Regions from separate parts of the Homo sapiens genome. Here region 1 is linked to region 2. Evidence: chromatin contacts called from ENCODE POLR2A ChIA-PET data. All regions are on one chromosome and are shown on one strand. Each heading gives the region's core, a stretch centred on a gene start or an enhancer-like site at or near the end of the contact. The rest is flanking DNA. Distances are from core to core; before and after follow the strand shown.

Region 1 (2,727 bases), core at 212-2,711, about 18 Mb after region 2:
AATCATGTGAACAGCATGAAAGCAGCATGGTCCGAAGACTGCAAACCATAACATTTCCATATCTACTGACTCTGAATTCCTGTTTCTAGAGGACCCGCACCCACGTGGCTCTGTGCATCCGCAGCAACTTGGTCTTTCTTCCTTTGCTGAGTTTGGTTAAGGGAAAGGGCCGATTATTGAGTGGGCTCAGTTCACAGGTGCCTGAAATTCCTACTTAGCAATGTTCCTTTCCAGCTGATTCCGCCTCCGAGAGCCTTAGGAAAAAATGCTAACAGTTAGGAGCGAAGCGTCCTTAATTGCTCAGTCCAATTATCTAGATGGGTCCAGGTTCGGTTTCGATTCAGAGATAAGGACCAGGGGGCGGGGACGCTTCCAGGTGAGCCCCTGGTTAGGCTTGCCTCCCCGCGGAGCGCACGCGGGTCTCGCTGGCTGGACTGGGCCTTTCAAGACCAGGTAACTTCTCCATCCGGTATCGCCAGGCTTACCTGGGGGCCTCAGAATTGTGTCAGCTGCGTCTCTGAGTCACCTTGGAACCCCTCGAAGGAGCGCGGGGCTAGGAGGGCGCATCGGTGGGCCCGGGGACCCCGCTGCTAGGTGTGGTTGGCGCCAAGGCCGCCTCTGGCCGGCGGAGCCCTGCAGTGTCCGGAGGGTGCGGTCAGAGTCCGGCCCTTTAGGCCTTGCCTCGGTATCCGCCTTGCCCCTTGGGCCGCGGCACGGGTTCGGGCCGAGCGCCCGGCATCTTGCGTTTCTGGCTTCCTGAGACGGGCGTGGGACCTCGAGGAAACCACTCTGCATGACCCCACGAAGAGAACTAAGGACCACCCCCCACCCTTCCTGTCCTGGACGGCTTCATAAGCCAGAGGATCCAGTGGCAGTACCAAGCAGGGCACCACTCTGGGTCGTGAGCACCTAAGAGGTGGAGCAAAGGTCAGACCCCAGGGTGGCCCAGGCCTCCCTCCCCCGCCTCCCCGGCGGGGCCATTCCTCACCCGCCCCAGCACTGGAGGGGGCGGCCGGGGTCGGTCTAGTTCCGGTTACAAACTGGACAGAAAAGGCCACTGGAGTCTCGCTAGGCGATGCGCCTAGTCCCCTAGCCTCAGACGAACCGCAAGAGGGGCCACCCACAACTGGAGGGGCGGAGGCTGGAGCTGAGTTTCATTAGTGTTTTTGGAGCTGCCAGGCATTTCCAGGGGGGTCGCCTTCCTAGAGGCCCCCTTTCCCCAGCTTAACCCTCGGCTTTGCAGGAGGGTGCGTGGGGGCTGGAGGGTCCCTGGAAGCCGCAGGGAGCGCGGGCCCGGGTGGGTCCTGGTACCGGGTGGGGAGAGCGGAACCCTCCCAAAACTTGGGGCGCGGGGCGGGGCCGTCGGGCGGTGACGTGAGGGGCGGGGCCGGGCCCCATTGGCGGGCGGGCAGGGGAGGGGCGGGGCCGGGCGCCCGCGGCGGCTGCTGCGCCTGGAACCGGAGCCTGGAGTGAGGCGCAGCGGCAGCGGCAGCAGCGGCAACAAGTGCCGGAGGCTAGCAGAGCCAAGCCGGAGCAGTCCCTGCCGCCGACACCGCCGGGCCGCCCGTCCGGGGCGCCGCGCATGGAGCGTGAGCTGCGGCGGTCGCCGGGCTGAGCCGCGCGGAGCGGCCGGGACGTGGATGTGGCCGCGATCTCCCGCCCTTGCCCCCGCCCCGCCGAGCTGGAGCTGCTCCCGGACAAGGTAGGGCCCGGGCGCCGAGCACCCCCGCCGGCTCCCTCCCCGCTGCCCTCTCACCGCCAGGCCCCTCTACCAGTCCCCTTCCGCCTCCCTGCTTCCCGGCCCCACCTTCCGGACACCCTGCTACCCCCGCCCGGTTCCTCGCCGGTTCCGGCTTCGTACCCGCGCCCCGGTGGAGGAAGCCGTCCCTAGGTGGCTCCTGCCGCATTTAAGCCTCCCTTACCTTCCCGCCGTCCCAGCCACCCAACCTCAGCCCAGAGGGAGAGGAGAGGGACACCGCCCGCTGCGGGGCTTTGGAACCTCCCAACCCATTCCGTGCCCACCTCGCCCTGGAGCCCGGGGACCTTCCCCCTCCTCGCTGCACCCCAACTTCCGGGGGATCCGGCGCCGGGGCGATGCGGGCTTTGGCAAGGGGCATCTGGGGCCGGGCCTCCTCATCCGGGGCGCGCGGGCATTTCGGGGAGGGGGGCGCGCGTGATTCCTCGCTCGCACCCCCGCACCCCACCCTCGCACTGCGCCGGCCTCCCGTGCCGCATGGGGAGATCAGGTGTTTTGTGAGCCAAAGAGCCGCCGGCAGCCGCTCCCCACCCCCCACCCCCAACCTCTGCCACTTCTGTCTCCGGCTCCCCCAAAACTGGTTTCTGCCAAACTTAGGGAAAACCTTTCGCTTTGACCTTTTAAAAAAAATATTCCACACTGTTTGCGTTGAATGATTAACCAGGCTGCTAGCCCGAGTCGTGGGGGTGGGGTGGGGCGGGGTGGGGTGGGTGCTGCCAGGCCAGGGAGCGCCTGAAGCCGGACTCTACGAGACACCCCTCGTGGGAAGGTGGGCGTGGGGGGCCCTGCCGGGGCTGCGGGCGCGGGACTGGCGGCTACTCCAGCACGGCAGGCGGACCCTTCTGGAGGCAATAAACCGAGTCACCCGGTTAATTTCCAGGCCACGGTATTTGAAACTCGGGGCTGGGGAGCCGCAGAACTCCCTGTACCCCCATCAAGTAGAGGAGCCGTCGGGAGACTCCCCACAAGTG
Region 2 (2,700 bases), core at 42-2,541:
TCCGGGCCTCAGTTTCTTCATCTGCAAAAATGAAATGACACCATTTACCTTCTAGGGTTGTTGTTGTAAAGACAAAATGAGACAGCTTAACATTAAGACCATACAGTGCCTGGCACATAGTGACCACTCAATAAATGGCAGTTGCTATTATTTACGACAGGAATAATCTAGGTATGTTGCACACCGCTGAATGTCATTATGGAAGTCTTCCACAAAATGCCCCCTGGTATCAAAGGTAGAATGCTGCGTCAAATTTACCATAGATCAGATGCGCTACGACGCCCCCGCCCCCCTTAATCCCTTTCCATGTCGCAGCAAAATAATGGGCGATTGGGGGTAGGGGAGCAACACTAGTTTACTAGCCGACACTAGTAAAAAAAGGGGAAAAAAGACCCGAATAACAAGGACCTGCAAAGGTCCTACATCACCACGTTCCCACAGCCTTTATCCATCCATCTTTCATCCCCAAGAAGACAGTATGCAAGGCTAGGATGGGGGTGGGGTAGATAAATGGGTGTTCTCAGGAGAACCTATTCGTTTACCCCGTGCAACTCTCCACCCCAGGGATGAGGCGATCTGAATGCAACAGGGAGAGGGACCAGGTGACACGCACGCAGTGCCGGGACATTAGTCAAAAAGCGAGGACCTGGGGACTGAGGGGTGGGTGGCTGGGCGGGGGGAGAAAGGGGAGAAGGAAAGAGACCAGCACACCCCCCATACATACGCAAATTGAGAGAATCAGTCCGGCTCTGGACACAAACCAGTGAAGGCAGGCCGGAGAACCTGAAGCTCTCAGAGGGGAGCAGGTGTCACCGCAGGCAAGTCCAGCCGAAGTCTGCGTTCCGCAGCCCACAGAACGACAACTTACCCAGAGCCGCCTAGAGCTGGTTTGCAGCACGCCAATCTACGTAACCTCAATCTAGCACGAGCAACAGGCAGATTTCGCCATCTTTGTTGTGGTCAAGGAGTCTTCTTGGGTTCCTGGGTTCTTTAGTCTCGAAATATATAAGACTTTTCGTTCTTCGCTAGTCTTCTGAGCTCGAGATGAAGCACAGAAGGCTAAAACAATGAGGGACAGCGTTCCAGTAGCCCTGCCACAGCTCTCTCATCCTCTGGTCCGCCCTCACTCAAGATGGCTACCAGCAAGAATGGTGCAATGGCGTGACAGCTCGGCCCTGGTTGCCAAGGAGATGCGAGTACCGGAAATGCGGAATTCGGGGAGAGCGCGCATGCCTGGTCCGGTGGAGGGAGGGTGCCGGGCGTCACAGGTCCTGACAGGGAAGAAGTTGGCAGGTCCTGGCAGGGGACGAGCTGCGGCGGTGGCACCTCCGGGTGTGGAAGGCTCCAGTGAGATGGAGTCGCGAGTCGCGGACGCTGGGACCGGCGAGACCGCGCGAGCAGCGGGCGGGAGTCCGGCAGTTGGCTGCACCACTCGGGGGCCCGTAGTCTCGGCGCCCCTGGGAGCCGCCCGGTGGAAGCTCCTGCGGCAGGTAAGGGAGAACCTGCTCGCCTCACCTTTGCCTCTGGTCACTCCTCTCTCACGTACCGGGGGAGCGACTGTTCGCAGTTCTTTCCTCTTGGCAGCTCTGGGAGACCCTTCTCAGTTTGCCGGGAGCCACCTGCGAAGCTCCCCCTCGCTTCACCTAAGCGTCCCATCCAAGAGGAGGAATCATGTGGGGTTGGGTGGGGAGCGGGACAGCCAAGGCTGAGCTCCTGGGAAACTCAGATCGAAGTAGAAGAACCCCTTCTAGACATTTTTGTGCGTCTGGGGGACTTTTCCCCTTCTCGCCAGTCTCTGGTGCGCCCGCCGCTCCCCACTGCTCTTTTCCTGCTTCTGTTTTGCCTCCTTCCCCAGTTTCTTCTAGCTTAACTCCCAGCCTGGTTCGAGTTACCGATATTCGTCTGCACCCTCTGGCCCCGTCTTTTGCCCAGCGTGGTTGACTATGCCGGGACTGAGACACGGCATGCGTTCCCTCGGCATCTTCCGTACAGCGGAGCGTGCAAGGAGTAGGAAAAGCTGATACCCTCTCTCACTGAGGTCTCAAAGTTAAATGATTATCTTGTAGTTTGTAGTGATCAGCGAGATTCTCCGTGTCCAAGGTGGGCTAGTCAAAGTGTGTTCGTTTTTGAATGATGGTATCTTCTGGTACTTCAAAGTTTCTGCTGTTACTTACAACTCCACTCGTGCAAGCTTGACGGAAGTTCTGATTTATGATCACTCACATTCTTCGCTCACTTCTTGAAGTGAAGTCTGGTTATTGTTTTTGCATAGCAGTGTTATGCCTCTGCCTGAAGTTTTCTGCCGAAAACTTTACTCAGGAGGACATTTTTCCATTTCTGACAGTTGTGTTTGGAAAAGAGTTTCCCAGCTATTGCCACTTTACTTGAGATTGTGCTTTTAGTATTTTGGGGATCACTTTGTTTGCAGTTGCCTTGAGTCACCTTTTCATACAGTGGTCTTTTAGTGCTTTTAGAGTTATGAGTTAAGTAGATCATCAGAGTTAATTAAGATTTATTTGCTGATACATTGACAGTCTTTCCAGACCAGTAATGATCTGGTTTTGCTATTGTTACAAATGGTATTACAGGATAAGAAAATGCATGTCCTCACAGATCATCATAGGAAGTATCTATAATAAAGTAAATATCTAATTTTTTTTAATAGTGACCACTGAAATGAGATCTGGCGTGAGCTGGGGA

What was found. ChIA-PET counts read pairs that join two places held with the same protein, here RNA polymerase II (POLR2A).
Region 1: POLR2A ChIA-PET joins it to region 2 with 12 read pairs in T-cell. The contact joins the promoter of B3GNT2 here to the promoter of CAMKMT in region 2. POLR2A ChIA-PET finds 5 or more read pairs at or near these places in 2 of 52 experiments (GM12878 and T-cell).

The regions. Positions count from the first base shown.
Region 1 is chr2:62,194,654-62,197,380 of GRCh38, forward strand. It overlaps B3GNT2 (UDP-GlcNAc:betaGal beta-1,3-N-acetylglucosaminyltransferase 2), which reads left to right and starts at 1,462. Exons shown (of 2, transcript NM_006577.6): 1 at 1,462-1,702. It overlaps LOC124906013 (a long non-coding RNA gene), which reads right to left and starts at 1,360. Exons shown (of 2, transcript XR_007086336.1): 1 at 486-1,360; 2 at 1-254. RefSeq lists enhancers at 1-554, 1,161-1,767 and silencers at 848-1,077, 1,368-1,807, 1,988-2,337.
Region 2 is chr2:44,360,656-44,363,355 of GRCh38, forward strand. It overlaps CAMKMT (calmodulin-lysine N-methyltransferase), which reads left to right and starts at 1,292. Exons shown (of 11, transcript NM_024766.5): 1 at 1,292-1,490. The coding sequence starts at 1,353. It overlaps PREPL (prolyl endopeptidase like), which reads right to left and starts at 839. Exons shown (of 14, transcript NM_001171613.2): 1 at 725-839. RefSeq lists enhancers at 211-1,105, 482-1,681, 918-1,387, 1,106-1,999.